Regions from separate parts of the Homo sapiens genome. Here region 2 is linked to region 1. The links are chromatin loops, found by intact Hi-C in ENCODE. Cell type or tissue: heart left ventricle. All regions are shown on one strand.

Region 1 (8,000 bases):
TGTTTTTAAAGCACAGACAATGGCCTGACCAGAAAGCTAAGGAGACAGATACAGAATAAGAATTGTTACCAGGTCGAGAACATGACTGTTAAAACTGACCCAGCAAGACAGCCACAGTGGCTCACGCCCACAGTCCCAGCACCAGCAAGACAGCCACAGTGGCTCACGCCCACAGTCCCAGCACTGTGGGAGGCGGAAGCGGGAGCATCTCTAGAGCTCAGGGGTTCAAGACTAGCCTGGGCAACATAGTGAGACCCTCATCTCTACAAAAAATTAGAAAGGCAGGTGTGGTGGTGGCACCTGTGGTCCCAGCTACTTGGAAGGCTGAGGTGGGGGGATCGCTTGAGCCCAGAAAGCTGAGGCTGCAGTGAGCTCTGATTGCACCACTGCACTCCAGTCTGAGTGACAGAGCAAGACTCAGTCTCAAAGCAAAAAAAAAAAAACGGAACCAGCAGCCCGAGTCCAAAGACTCAAGGAAGGCTCTTCAGGACCCTGGGTTTGGGTTCACTGTGAGACCTGGGCCAAGCCCCGGCCGGCTTTCAGCCCGACCATGAATGAGTGCGTGCTCGAGAGGCGCTCCAGGAGGGGGTGCCACCTGCCCTCTTAACTCAGAAAACTGGTCACCACAGTGTCCCTTGGCCTGTGACTGCCACCATGTGGCTGGGATTACCCCGAGCCTTGTGGTGCCTGCAGTGTGCTCCAGACCCGCCCAGCTCGCCTGGCTCTCCCTCCAGACCCGCCCAGCTCGCCTGGCTTTCCCTCCAGACCCGCCCAGCTCGCCTGGCTTTGGCTTTCCCTCCAGACCCGCCCAGCTCGCCTGGCTTATCCCTCCTGATTCTGTCCTGTTAACCAGCTGTGAGTTTCAGCAATGCCCTTGTCTTCTTAGCTTTTCTTGTCTTCTTAGCTTTTCGTGACTTTTTCCCATAAGAAAAAGTTGAGATTTGATCAGCTGCTGTCAACCCCACGTGTAGTGCTTGGAGGCTTTGTGAAGGCCAGTTGCTGGGCCCATCCCCTGTCCTGATAGAGTGCGCCTGGGCAGGGCCTGGGAACCCGCATTTCTTTTTTTTTTTTTTTGAGACAAAGTCTTGCTCTGTCGCCCAGGCTGGAGTGCAGTGGTGCCATCTCGGCTCACTGCAAGCTCCCCCTCCCGGGTTCACGCCATTCTCCTGCCTCAGCCTCTTGAGTAGCTGGGACTACAGGTGCCCGCCACCACACCCGGCTAATTTTTTTTGTATTTTTAGTAGAGACGGGGTTTCACCGTGTTAGCCAGGATGGTCTCCATCTCCTGACCTTGTGATCCGCCCACCTCGGCCTCCCAAAGTGCTGGGATTACAGGCTTGAGCCACCGTGCCCGGCTGGGAACCTGCATTTCTAAGAAGTTCTGGGGAGGCTGCTGCTGCTGCTGGTTTGGGAGCCACACTATGAGAGCCACTGGCTTAGAGAATTTCTTAGCTCCCTTCTGGCTCACAGCACTTGAAGTCTTAAAAAACATCTTGTAAGTAAGTGAAAAGGAAACAAAGACTGCTAAAAAATTCTAGGGAAGATGAATGGTTTTAAAAAATCACTTAATATCAGGTACTTTTCAACTCTTGAAGAAAAAAAAAAGAAACTGATTTTCTTTTTTCTTTTTTGAGACAGAATCTTGTTCTGTTGCCCAAGCTGGAGTGCAATGGCGCGTTCTCAGCTCACTGAAACCTCTGCCTCCCGGGTTCAAGAGATTCTCCTGCCTCAGCCTCCAGAGTAGCTGGGATTACAGGCACCCACCACCACACCTGGCTAGTTTTTGTATTTTTTGTAGAGATGGGATTTCACCATGTTGGCCAGGCTGGTCTCGAACTCCTGACCTCAGGTGATCCATCCACCTCAGCCTCCCAAAGTGCTGGGATTATAGTGGGATTATAGGCGTGAGCCACTGCGCCCGGCTTTTTTTTTTTTTTTTGAGACAGAGTCTCACTCTGTTGCCCAGGCTAGAGTAGAGTGATGTGATCTCGGCTCACTGCAACCTCCATCTCCCGGGTTCAAATAATTCTCCTGCCTCAGCCTCCTGAGTAGCTGGGATTACAGGTGCCTGCCACCATGCTCACCTAATTTTTGTATTTTTAGTAGAGACGAGGTTTTGCCATGTTGACCAGGCTGGTCTGGAAATCCTAACCTCGAGTGATCTGCCCGCCTTGGCCTCCCAAAGTGCTGGGATTATAGGTGTGAGCCAGTGTGCCCAGCCAGTAACTGCTTTTCAATATGAGATGAACATCTAAATGTTATTTCTAGGCTCATTTACATAAATATCAAGCCTTTTCTCTAGAACTGAGTTGATGCTGCAGAGAAGAGCCAGTTCTTTCCTCTGCCTCCCCTCGGAGTGGAGCTAGGAGCAGCTGGAGACTGGCAGGAAGGCCGAGGCTGACAGAGCCACACCCAGCATAACCAGGGAGGGCCCTGGGACAGCAGTGCACACTCACCCTGCGTGTGGGGACCCTCGCCACCCACCCCGCGTGAGGGGACCCTCGCCACCCACCCTGCGTGTGGGGAGGATCCTTGTTGCCTACCCTGTGTGGTAAGGAGGACTCTCTCGGCGTTGTTGGGCAGGCCCAGCCAGGAGGGCGTCTGGGTGTCGGGGAGCAACTCCACCCACTGCACAAACTCCTCTCGCCTAGAAAACCAGTGCATTTGGAAATGATGTCAGGGGTCACCTCTGAGTGACACCAGACGCCCTGACATCACAACTGTCTCCATTCCAGCAGGCAGCAGCATACCTGATGCCATCTGGCATTTGAATGTCTTTATGTCCGTCGACCTTGCATGCCAGCTTAAACTCACTGTCGAAACTCCTGGTTGTGAACAGGCGCTCCAGGAAGGTGTTGAGCAGACGCTGGTCAAACTCGTTGTCCACGCGCCCGCCATAAATGGACTGGGCCATTAAGGTCTTTAGTGCAGACCACGGGATCTTATCCGGTGAGATGTTCTGCCTGCCCTGGGGGAGGAAAAGCAGGGTTCGTGTGTGTGGTCAGAGGCGGGCAGGCCCGGGGCTTCCTTTCGAGGGGCACAGCTTTCCTCCTCACTCCCCATGGCCAGCTAGGCTTTGGCGGTCACGAGGGGTCAGCTCGCTCTTCCACGCAGAGTCTGGCCTCTCAGCACCACGCCCTGCAGCATCCTTCCCAGATACACGTCCACTGTCTGTCCTGGCATGGCCCACACTTGCCTTGGCCGTGTCATCCAGCCACGTGTCCACCGTATCGCAAGCTGACCGCAGGTCAGACTCTCCAAATTCATACTTCTTTGACCACCCCAGTGGTGCGTATCGTAAGCGTTCTTGGATGATCGCATGAAACCAGGCCAGCAGGAAGTACAAGCGGGCACGCTCGTTGGGAGACTGGTGAGGAAAGTGACCAAGCACAGAGTCATTAGAAAACAGCACTTCGCCAAGAACAGTGCAGATGCCAGGTCAGTCAAAGCTTTACAAAGAGCTCTCCACATCCTGACGATGGCAGCAGATTCACATGAGTACTGCTGCTAGGAGAAAAGTATGCCAACTTTTCTATTAATAGACGTGTCATCCAATGAGACCATCAGAATTTATTCAGCCAGTAAGAAATCTAGAGAAGACAGAGTTTCTAAGAATGTCAGAAAACGTGAATGTGGCACAAAATAGAACAGAATTGACAGAACGAAACCCCTGCCACAATCCCCCTCCTCTCGCCCAAGAGTTTCGGTCTTCACTTGGCGCCTGGGAGGGCTCTGTTTGGTCTTGGGGGCCTGTGCTGGGGGAGAGGAGATTGCCTGCCACCTGGGGACACAACTCTGAGTCCCAGCTTCTCCGTGGGCATCTCTGCTCCTCTGGGACCTCATCACACCCCATAATCAAACATGGCTTTTACTTTTCAACCTGCTCAAAGGAAGGAAATTTTATATAGAGACAGGATCTCACTATGTTGTCCAGACAGGTCTTTTTTTTTTTTTTTTTGAGACGGGGTCTTGCTCTTTCGCCCAGGCTGGAGTGCAGTGATGTGATCTCAGCTCACTGCCAACCTCTGCCTCCTGGGTTCAAGCGATTCTCCTGCCTCAGCCTCCCCAGTAGCTGGGATTATAGGCGCACGCCACCACGCCTGGCTAATTTTTTATATTTTTAGTAGAGACGGAGTTTCACCATGTTGGCCATGCTGGTCTTGAACTCCTGACCTCAAGTGATCTGCCCACCTCAGCCTCCCAAAGTGCAGGGATTACAGGCGTGAGCCACCACTCCTGGCCTGCCCAGACAGTCTTGAACTCCTGGGCTCAAGTGATCCTCCCACCTCGACCTTCCAAAGTGCTAGGATTACCAGTGTGAGCCACGGTGCCCGGCCATGGAAGGAAATTTTACCTACAGCTGAAAAGCAAAAGCAGCTGTGCAGTTCACCACACGGCACTTCCGGGGGCCCAGGGACCCACTTCTGCATTTGGTGATGGGACTGGGCTTTAGCTTCTATGGGGAAAGCATACCAGGAGGACAAGGTACTTACCTTGCATATCCGTGAGACGGGAATGCTGCTGAACGTCCTCAGCATGTTGGCCTTCACCCCTGGCGGTGGCTCGAACACAAAGATGCGGCCCGCACGGAGCAGATTCACAGGCACCTAAGGGAGAGCGCCGTTCCAGTTATGCTCGGGTGTGGATGAGGGCGCCTGTTCAATTCCACCACACACGTGCCGACAGCACAGTGCCAGGCCAGCCTGCAACGTCTCCACTCCTTCAACCACCCACCTTGGGGTTGATCTCCATGGTGAGGAAGAGTCGGAAGCAGGCATGCGGCTGCAGGGAATGCAACTTCTTCTCCAGCTGCATCAGCCACCCTGGGGCCAGATGCACATTCTTCAGCATCACCCACCTGCACACACAAAGTGAGAGTCACACAGCATGCCAGGCTGCCTGCCTGAATGCCTGGGGACTAAGGCTTTCTTCAGCCAAAGAGAACAGGCCTACCTGCCCGACTTTACAGCGGTGTTTATTGCCTTATCTGCTTGGTTAAAGCCTTCTGCAGAGCCTGGTGCAGGGAAACTTAGTGTTAGCAGCGGCAGCCTCGGACATCAATGCCCACCACAAATCCTGCAGGGCTCCAGCCCATGAAGCCCCTCAAGCATCCTTACCGATTGCAATTGAAGTGATCTGCGTGTTCTGCTCGGCTGCAAGGTCCTCGACATGTCCACTGGCATCATAACCAGGCACAGAGCACATTAAGACAGGAGTGTTGGGCTTCACCTGCAAACAAAGAAGGCAGAAGTTATTACAGTGCCAGCAAATAGTGTGTACCTGTCAAGGGAAAGGAGAGCCCCGAGTGAGGGGCCTGAGAAGATGTTCTTTCTGGGCCCAGAGGTGTGGGCACCATGCAGCCAGGAGTTGAGAATCTGCAGCGAGTTCCTGGTCTTAGGAGGAGACTGTAGCCCGGAGTGAGAGCAGATGCCAGGGCTGCTGCCACCTGTGGCTGGGGAGGTGGGCATGGAGTCTCGTGGGAAGCCCGGGCTGTACCAGGACATTACCTCTGTGCCCACAATGTGGGTCAGGTCGAGCGGCTGCTCCATGATGGACATGAAAGACTCCCCAAGGTTTGTTGAAACAAACATGTGGGCCATGGCCAACAGGCGATCGGGCCGGAAAGCCTGGATCAGGAGCAGGCGGTGGATGGCCTGGCCAATGGGTGCTGAAACAGGTACAGAGGGGTGGGTGCTGGGTGGAAGCATGGACTCAGAGACGCCCTCCCCTGCCTGGACTGTTCTTCCCAAAGTACCCACTCAGCAAATGCTCAGCATTTCAGGATCAGCTCAAATCAGGAAATTCAGCCACATCTGCTGTGCCTTCCGTGAGCCCTCTGGACACGCCTGTGAGAACACCTTACTACCTGGATGTATCCATAGGACAAAGGTGCCATTTGCTGATTTTTAGATTACTAAACTAATACCTGCTCACTTCCTGAGAACACCTGAAGGTACTCAGGAAGGGGGCTCCACGCTCTGCCCTCCACAGTCTGACACTTCCTCTCAGCCTGGCTAGCCCAGGGTCTGGCCTAACACACTCAAAAACGGCTGATGGCATTCCATTCCTGTCTGCAGCATGAATACAGCCAGTTAACTCCTTAGCATTAGGCAGGAGTTCCCCATCTAGTTCTCTTGTGGTCTTTAAGCATGAGATGAATAGGAATTGGAAATTTCTGATTTACTTCTAAGCCAACACCTACCTAGAAGCGATCTCCCTAAGTGGTTTCCTTAAAAAGTTTTAACATTGAAATACTTATCTTGGGAATCAGTGACCATTCATTCACAGACAGGCCTCTGTCTGCTGCCCAGGCTGGAGTGCAGTGGTGCAATCACAGCTCACACAACCTCGACCTCCCAGGCTCAAGTGACCTTCCTGCTTTAGCCTCCCGAGTAGATGGGACTACAGGTGTGCACCGCCACGCCTGGCTAAGGTTTTATTTTTTGTAGAGATGGGGCCTTACTATGTTGCCCAGGCTAGTAACTTTGTGTTTTTTGAAAGCATCCCTTTAAGCAGCAAAACCCAACTTTACATTCAGGTCCAGAAAGAAAACCACAGTGGGGCTTACTTGCAGGTGTTTCTTCACTCCAGAGGTAGGGCACAGTCTGCTCCGGGGAGCTGCTGTCCAGCCAGATGCCAAATTGCTGTGGAGACAATAGTGGAAGCACCCATGGAGCAGGGCTGGCCTCTGGGGCAGAACCCACGACTGAGCGAGAGTCTGACGCGAGAGCGCAGACACAACATTCTGGGTTTTATACCACATGCAATTCCTTACATTTCCTGGGAAAAGGCCAACATTTACCTACTGGGAACATTCAAGAGAACAATCACCTCGTCTGCCTGAACCTTTGCAATCAAGTCCTTAAACGCGGGAAGGCAGCTCAGCCTCACCACCGCCTCCGCCTGCTCCACAGTCAGGCCCTGGATCCTGGGGGTGGAGCCAGCACTCAGGACAATCTCATTTCCTCTCAAGAAGTGCTGGAATTCTGCATCGTAGGTGGGCTCCCTGCGAAGGGTGCAACAGGTTAGCTAGGGTCTCTCACGTTCACTCCCACTGTCACTAAGATAACAGCTGTGATTTAAGAAAAGAGAAAACAGGCCGGGCACAGTGGCTCAGGCCTATAATCTCAGCACTCTGGGAGGCCGAGGTGGGCGGATCACTTGAGGTCAGGAGTTTGAGACCAGGCTGGGCTGCCAACATGAAGAAAACCCGTCTCTACTAAAAATACAAAAAAAATTAGCCAGATGTGGTGGCCTGCGCCTATAGTCCTAGCTACTTCGGAGACTGAAGCAGGAGAATTGCTTGAACCTGGGAGGTGGAGGTTGCAGTGAGGTGAGATTACACCACGGCACTCCAGCCTAGGCAACAAAGGGAGACTCCGTCTCAAAAAATAAAATAAAGAAAATAAAAGAGAAAATAAAAGAAATAATAAAAGCATGTATCTGATCATGAAACCCTTGGGGGCCACCAGCAATATGGCATCCTCCTGTGGGCGTGAGTGCTCTTACCCCACGGTGCCCTTCAGTTTGATTCTTGCCAGCAGCATGGCAAAGGTAATGTGGTCCTGATGCAGCATGCCTCGAGCCACTCGGTTAAACGCCACCTGGGACAAGAGCAGGAGACGATGTTGTTCCATAAGAGAAGCAGCACCCTGCTTCCCCCCCGCCAGGGAGCGGCTGAGGACCTCACTCTACCTGGAAGAGGTCCTTTGTTATAATGGACAGGCGCTGTGTGTGGTCGGTGACACCCTTCAGGTTCGGGTTCTCGTATAGGACGTTGTGATAAATGTCCAGGAAAAACTGGAGGGAGTACTGGTACAAGAAGTGTATCTGAAAGGAAGCAGTGGGCAGCGGTGAGGCAGCTCCCTCGGCACCCCGCTGAACTTCTGCGTGGCCAAGGAGCTACTGTGCAGGGCCCGCCAGCCTCTGTGCGGCCAAGGAGCTACTGTGCGGGGCCCGCCAGTCTCTGCATGGCCAAGGCACCCACCTGCTTGAGGGAC
Region 2 (8,000 bases), 70 kb after region 1:
AACACCAAAATCCGCAAACGTTAACTTGCTTATATAAAATGGCACAGTATTTGCATATAACCTATGCACATCCTCCAGCATACTTTAAATAATCTCCAGATTACTTATAATCCCTAACACAACATAAACAATACATAAATAGTTGTTATACTGGCTGTTTTTTACTTGCTTTCTTTGTTATTTTTGTATTGTATGTATTGCTTTTTTCCCGCAAATATTTTCTATCTGTGGTTGGTTGAATCTGCAGATGTGGAACCACAGATATCGAGGGCTGACTGTAACCTGAGAGTAGCATCAGACATGTTACATATATTACAGCTCAAACAGAAGATAGATGCCATGATATGGCAACTAAAAGGACAGTATTTTAGAATTTATATTGAATTGGAAAACTTCCTAATTTGAAGACATGAAATCAAAGACACTGAATTTAAAGACCAGAAATCTTTTGAGCGTTTTCTTTTCCTTTTTTTTTTTTCTTTTTTGAGACAGAGTTTCGCTCTTGTTGCCAAGGCTGGAGTGCAATGGCACAATCTCGGCTCACTGCAACCTCTGCCTCCCGGGTTCAAGCTATTCAACTGCCTCAGCCTCCCAAGTAGCTGGGATTACAGGCATGCACCACCACGCCTGGCTAATTTTGTATTTTTAGTAGAGACAGGGTTTCTCCATGTTGGTCAGGGTGGTCTCAAACTCCCAACTTCACGTGATCTGCCCACCTCAGCCTCCCAAAGTGCTGGGATTACAGGCGTGAGCCACCGTGCCGGGCTTGAGTGTTTTCTTAATGTGTTTGTCTGAGTCAATTAAGATTGATATTAATTTTAGGCTGGGCACGGTGGCTCACGTCTGTAATCCTAGCACTTTGGGAGGCTGAGGCGGGTGGATCTCCTGAGGTCAGGAGTTCGAGACCAGCCTGACCAACACGGAGAAACCCTGTCTCTACTAAAAATACAGAATTAGCCAGGCGTGGCGGTGCATGTCTGCAATCCCAGCTACCTGGAAGGCTGAGGCAGGAGAATTGCTTGAACCCGGGAGGCAGAGGGTGCAGTGAGCCGAGATCGCGCCATTGTACTCCAGCCTGGGCAACAAGAGCGAAACTCCGTCTCAAAAAAAAAAAAAAGATTTATATTAATTCTCTTAGTAAGAATTTCTGAGTTTGAAAAGAAAAAAGATTCATATTAATTCTCACAAATTTATAACCTGAGATAATGGTAATATTTGTACTACTCACCTATTGGATTTAACCCCATAATGAATGTCTATGTTGATGTTATAGGAAATGAATTCTTTTTCTTCTTCTCCTTCATCACCGACGTCCTCTACAAATCATAATAAATATATCAAATTAATATCAACATTTCCAATTTCTTATTTATCAACTGCTTAGACAATGACTATTTTCTCCCTACTCCCAGCCTGACATATCGACACCTACATGACTTGGCACTATTTTTCCCTTCCTATCCGTTTTTTTCCTCACTCCTGACTTTGCTGTGTGACTTTGGGCAAGGCGGTTGTCTGTGAAGTGGGGTAGCGTGAGCATGCCAGGGCTTCTGCAAGGATAACTGAGTTGGTGCATGAAAGCACTGGAACAGGGCCTGGCGGTGGGCAGTGCTAGCCGCTGCTGGCTATGGCCAAGTTCTCAGCATCCCATCCCAGGAAGCTCATTCATTGTGCTTCAAACACAGAAGTCACTTTCCACCCCTGCTCTCAAGAATATTCTGCTCAGCCGTTCACTCAGCAACACCTGTGTGATAGGCATTTTACTAAGCACTTTACAGCTATCATACATTTAACCCTATGGGGTTGGTGTGACTATTATTATCCTTGTTTTCTCCATAAAGAATATCAGTAACTTGCCCACAGATACTTGGGTGGGAAGCAACAATGTGAGAATTCAGAAGTTTGTGATTCCGAAGTCCAGGCTCCTCACCACAATGTAGCATGGCCAGTTTTCATCAAGGCCAGGCCCAAGACAAACCCCAATCAAGAAAAGTATCAAGAAACATCCCAAGGGTCACTGAGAAGCATTCGTCTAGCCTTGCCCTCTGCTGCGCCACACCACTTATCTGAGTCTGTTCTGGGTTTGACTTATGAATGTATCTTCCTCCCCGGCTGTGAGCTCTTGGAAGGCAGAGACCACGCTAGATTCCACGCAATACAACATGCACACAGTAGTCACTTTCAAAAGCTTACGGAGGCCGGGCTGGTGGCTTACGTCAGTAATCCCAGCACTTTGGGAGGCTGAGGTGTGGACCACTTCAGCTCAGGAGTATGAGACTAGTCTGGGCAACATGGTGAAACCATGTCTCAATTTTTTAATAATAAAATTTAAGTTTAAAAAAGCTTACTGGAAATTAATAGTAAGGTAGCCTCAAGAAGCATGTGAACCAAATTTCTAAATTAAAAATCAAGATTGAAGAACTAAAAAAAGTATAAGAATAGAAAATAATCTAAACCTCTACATCTAGTACTAATCCATGCAATGCCTAAACATTCTAGTCAAATTATCTTTGCAATAACGTACTGTATGAAATATATGTTGGCAAAAATTACAATCTATGGATTAATTTAACATGATTATTTTATACATAGTTCACCTTTTAAAAGTCATGATGTAATAGAAAGGGAAGGCTGGGCGTGATGGCGCATGCCTGCAATCCCAGCACTTTGGGAGGCCAAGGCAGGTGGATCACCTGAGGTAGAGAGTTCGAGACCAGCCTGACAAACAAGGAGAAACCCCGTCTCTGCTAAAAATACAAAATTAGCCAGGCATGGTGGCGCATGCCTGTAATTCCAGCTACTCGGGAAGCTGAGGCAGGCGAATCGCTTGAACCCAGGAGGCGGAGGTTGTGGTGAGTTGAGATCACGCCATTGCACTCCAGCCTGGGCAACAAGAGTGAAACTCCATCTCAAAAAAAATAAATAAATAAATAAAGGAAAGGGCAGTAGTTTCAACAGTTCAAGTTCTATTGCTTAGAAGATATGTGACCTTGAGAAAGTCATTTTTCTTTCTCTGGGCTTCAAATTTGTAAGGTGTAAAATGGGTGGTGGAGCAGGCAGTAGAATATTGAGTTAGGTGGTTATAAGGTTTCATTAAGCACTAAAAACTATGAAACCTGGATACACAGGGTCTGAGCAAAAGCTATTTGCTTCCTTAGCTATTGTTTTAAAAATCTTGCTCCTTCTGTAAGCATTTTATTTTAATTAATTAATTTATTTATTTAGAGACAATGTCTTGCTCTGCCGCCCAGGCTGGAACGCAGTGGCTTCATCACACCTCACTGTAGTCTTGATCTTCTGGGTTCAAGAGATCCTCCTGCCTCAGCCTCCCAAAGAGCTGGGACCCCACGCTCATGCCACCACCTTCAGTGGATTTTTAAAACATTTTTTAGAGATGGGGTCTCTCTATGTTGCTCAGGCTGGTGTCAAACTCCTGGGGCTCAAGAGATCCTCATGCCTCGGCCTGGCACTACAGGCATGAGTCATTGCGCCCAACCCCTGCTTCCTTAGTTTTAAGATGAGACAAATACAAAATTCACACTAAAGAGTATAAAATATTAGTCTATCTGGCCAGGCGCGGTGGCTCATGCCTGTAATCTCAGCACTTTGGGAGGCCGAGGCGGGCAGATCACTTCAAGTCAGGAGTTCAATACCAGCCTGGCCAACATGGTGAAACCCTATACCTACTAAAAATTAAAAAAATTAGCTGGGTGTGGTGGTTGGCACCTGTAATTTCAGTTATTTGGGAGGTTGGGGTAAGAGAATTGCTTCAACCTGGGAGGTGGAGGTTGCAGTGAGCTGAGATTGATCTCAAAAAAAAAAAAAAAATTAGTGTATCTATCGAGAGACAATAATTCTTCCAAATTATTGTTTTGGGTATATTTGGATATAATTTTAGGAAGAGGAAGGAGTAGGCGGCAGAACATTCTAGTATGCCAGATACTTGCTATTTTTTAAAACGACTATTAAAAAAACTAAAGAAAGCAACCAATTTTTCTAACCACTCAAATGTAGCTAGACCACAAGAGAAATCACACTGCCTGAAAGCAGCCACACACGATTACAACCTGTAAAATGTAAGCATAGAGAATAAAGAACTATCTCCAAACTGAAACAGCTGTCAAAGTACTGCGATGATTTTCTCCCTCAATTTTCTGAATTTTCCATATTGTTCTACCATTTATATAAAATATGCCATCAAAATAACACCGAAACAATATACAGAAAATAAAATTAACATTCTATAATGATCAAAGGAAATCACTGACGCAACTAAAAATATGGCTTGTTAACTCTGAATCATTTCTACCCCCCATAAAGAGTCATCATTGATACAAATAAAATCACACAGAAATTGCGCAGTCCGGACACAGCATATGAGCATGTGGCCTACACTTCCTAATGCAAACCGGGTTAGGGGAACTAGGTGCCATTCCAAGAGATGAGTCACCGCTGTGTGGTGAGCGCTCCAGCTCTGCCCTGGGAATACTGCAATGCAGTAGAATGCTGCTTCAGCTCAGGAAGGCACACCCAATGACATAATCCTCAAACAACGATAATGCAAATAGATATTCCCTGCTGCTTTGCTAAATTCTAACTTCTCTTGATAATAACTTATGGAAGTCACTACGAACCAGTCACAGAAAACATCTTGGACTAGTCTTTCTGTGCATATTCCCTATAAAGACACGGATCAAACACAGTTGAGTATGTCTGACTCCCATTTACAGTCACACAATTTAGGACACTGTTTCAAAAACTGCCATCAAATAATAATCTGACATTCTACTTTTCTTTCTTTTTTTTTTTTTTAAATAGTTGTCCAGAGGAGGAAGGACACTTGATTATTAATTCTTAATAACAAAGAGGCTATTAGCCCTGTTATATTTATAAGCTTACTACAAACACAATCTGCACGTTTGATTAAGTAATACCACTTTCAGTAAAATTTGAATCCATTTCCTTATGCTTGGCAAAGTTACTAGTTAATACAAAGTTACTGTTAAAATGTAACAGACCAATACTGTACTATATGTCCATGCATTCAAAGAATCAAAGTACTGGGCCTGCTTCATGAGTTCCTTCCCTGCAAGCTATACTGACACACATTACAACAACTTGTGAACACTTCCTTGGTTAACTTTTGAGAGTTTATTGAATTTCTAGAGATGTTCAAAATGGCATTTAGCACTAACGTGTGTATACTTTTATTCAAAGACTAGTTTAATGTATTTCAAACTACTAGTAATTTGTATCATTAAACTATGAATTAGGTAAGCATTACATCTGTTTTATTTTTTTTGAGACAGGATCTCACTCTGTCACCCAGGCTGGAGTGCAGTGGTGCAATCACAGCTCATTGCAGCCTTGACCTCTCTGGGCTCAAGTGATTCTCCTACCTCAGCCTCCTGAGTAGCTGGGATACAGTTGTGCATCACCATGCCTGGCTAACTTTTGTATTTTTGTAGAGACAAGGTTTCTCCATGTTGCCCAGGCTGGTCTTGAACTCCTGAGCTCAAGTGATCTGCCTGCCTCAGCCTCCCAAAGTGTTGGGATTACAGGCGTGAGCCACTGCACCCAGCCAGCATTATGGCTTGTTTAATGGAATACAAAAACTATGCAATTTCAATTACCTTAAAAACTATACCACCCTCGACTGGGCCCAGTGGCTCATGCCTGTAATCCCAGTACTTTGAGGGGCCAAGGTGGGTGGATCACTCGAGCTCAGGAGTTTGAGACCAGTCTGGGCAAGATGGTGAAACCCAATCTCTACAAAAAATACAAAAATTAGCAGAGCGTGGTGGTGCATGTCTGTGGCGGGAGGATCTCTTGAGCCCAGGAGACCGAGGCTGCAGTGAGCTGAGACTGCAGCGCTGCACTCCAGCCTGGGCGACAGAGCAAGACCCTGCCTCAAAAAAAAAAAAAAAAAAAAAAAAAAAAAAGAATGATACGGCCCTCTCCTGAGTAGACAGGGCATGCCCTCTCAAAGTCTGGTGAACGGGCAGTTGGAAAAGGGACAAAGCACACTGGTAAAGTGCCAGGTGAGGCTGCCCAACTCCTGCACCCTTGCTCATTCCCTCATGTACTCTTCCTTCCAAACTTTCTCCCAGCCATACAGCAAGTCTCTTCCTGGTCTCAAAGCCATTCATCTCCTTTGGCCCGCATACACTACCAAATTACGTGTTAAATGTTCCTGGGGTTCTCTTTATCTTTTGTCTTCTTTCCCTTTTAAAATCCCAAACATGGGCTGGGCACAGTGGCTCACGCCTGCAGTCCCAGCACTTTGGGAGGCTGAGGCGGGCGGATCACCTGAGGTCAGGAGTTTGAGACCAGCCTGGCCAACATGGTGAAACCCCATCTCTACTAAAAATACAAAAATTAGCTAGACGTGGTGGCACATGCCTGTAATCCCAGCTACTTAGGAGGCTGAGACAGGAGAATCACTTGAACCCAGGAGGCGGGGGTTGCAGTGAGCGGAGATCGTGCCACTGCACTCCAGCCTGGGTGACAGAGCAAGACGCCATCTCAAAAAAAAAAAAAAAAAAAAAAAAAAACAACAACAAACCAAACATACTAATACCACATTATTATTATTCTGGTGGTCAATCACTATTATACACGGCCTCCCTTTTTTTCCCGCTTTAGTTTTCCCCTTTCTTGTCTCTGGCGCTTTCTCTTGTCACCTGCATGTCCACCCTTTCATCCTCCTGAGGGGCCATGACTTCTTTCCCACAACCACTCCCTGCTCTGGTACAAGGCTCAGAACACGGTGAGAAAGTCGGAGTATTCTCCTCCACCTGAAGATTTCCATTGTAACATCATTAGGAATATGAAGAGAGCATGAAACCCCATATAATACTTATATTTAACGTAAACTGGAGCTCATTTTGGTATTTCCCGAAAAGAAAAGAGAAAGAATTTTTAAAAATCTACTAAGTTATTAACACTAAAGGAACTTAAGACTTGGTACTTTTCAAGTTACTACTAACTCAAAATAAATAACAGATACCAAGGCACTGCAGAGATGAGTTTTTAGGTTTCAGAACCCTCCTTAGAACATCCTTTTCCCAACTGGGTCTTAAAATCCTAGGGTTTTGGTTTCCTCATTCATGAAAGATGAGGGCTGGGCTAAATCTCTCTTGCTGCTCCCAATCTGACATGCTCCGATGCTGACACGCAATTTTCATCCATGTTTAGTTTTTAAAAAGAAGTGATAACTGTTTTCCCTTTGCTGTACATAAATTTCGTTTACTATGCTACACTGCACATTCAAATTTATCTTGCTGCAGATGGTGTGTCCCACAGTGTGACAGCATGGGGCAGTTAACAGCCTCGCTGAAGTGCGGATACCACTGAGTGCAGAGCCTGGTAGCTAGGTTTGTTTTCTCCTTTTGAACTGGAGGCCCCTGGTACAAACACGCGCTGCCAGATCTTCCGTCAGGCCAAGAAGCATCTGAGTCTGATCTCCCTCTTTGTGTCTGCTGGAGCTGGAGGTACTGGAGCAACACTGTACGGCCTGCATCTGGCACAGTTCAATCCAGATTTTACTAGGGACAGAAAGAATAACTGGGTGCCCTAGAAGAAACTAGGTCACAGGGATCAATACAAATTCTACTCAGTGAATGTGGATTACAGTAAACTGAAGAAAGAAGGTCCAGATTTCTAAATAAAATGTTTCACTATAAAGCTGCTTTAGAAAGAAGGTCTTGGCCAGGCACGGTGGCTCACGCCTGTAATCGCAGCACTTTGGGAGGCCAAGGCGGGTGGATCACGAGGTCAGGAGATCGAGATCATCCTGGCTAACACGGTGAAACCCCGTCTCTACTAAAAAAAAAAAAAAAAATTAACCAGGTGTGGTGGCAGGCGCCTGTAGTCCCAGCTACTTGGGAGGCTCAGGCAGGAGAATGGCGTGAACCCGGGAGGCGGAGCTTTCAGTGAGCTGAGATCGTGCCACTGCACTCCAGCCTGGGAGACAGGGCGAGACTCTGTCTCAAAAAAAA

What was found. Hi-C counts contacts between places; a loop is a spot of excess contacts. Peaks named below come from ENCODE experiments on the same cell type or tissue, not always from the same donor. Only the 100,000 strongest peaks of a DNase experiment are listed, where the experiment ranks them.
Region 2: it touches region 1 in a loop (2.7-fold over the local background); 20 of 110 quality-filtered maps call a loop at or near these places.

Annotation. Positions count from the first base shown.
Region 1 is chr14:102,039,242-102,047,241 of GRCh38, reverse strand. It overlaps DYNC1H1 (dynein cytoplasmic 1 heavy chain 1), which reads right to left. Exons shown (of 78, transcript NM_001376.5): 60 at 7,988-8,000; 61 at 7,696-7,830; 62 at 7,510-7,604; 63 at 6,832-7,006; 64 at 6,569-6,644; 65 at 5,508-5,668; 66 at 5,118-5,229; 67 at 4,954-5,014; 68 at 4,735-4,858; 69 at 4,494-4,607; 70 at 3,197-3,367; 71 at 2,751-2,968; 72 at 2,544-2,647. Among named protein-coding and RNA genes, the nearest start is that of HSP90AA1, 44 kb to the left of the region's middle. In heart left ventricle, CTCF peaks have their summits at 651 (motif pointing left) and 3,485; DNase peaks (open chromatin) are centred at 711 and 2,540; H3K27ac peaks cover 1,568 bases.
Region 2 is chr14:101,969,028-101,977,027 of GRCh38, reverse strand. It overlaps DYNC1H1 (dynein cytoplasmic 1 heavy chain 1), which reads right to left. Exons shown (of 78, transcript NM_001376.5): 2 at 1,229-1,316. Among named protein-coding and RNA genes, the nearest start is that of DYNC1H1, 8.5 kb to the right of the region's middle. RefSeq lists an enhancer at 5,913-6,413. In heart left ventricle, no CTCF peak of the experiment used is centred here; a DNase peak (open chromatin) is centred at 4,457; H3K4me3 peaks cover 1,124 bases; H3K27ac peaks cover 2,562 bases.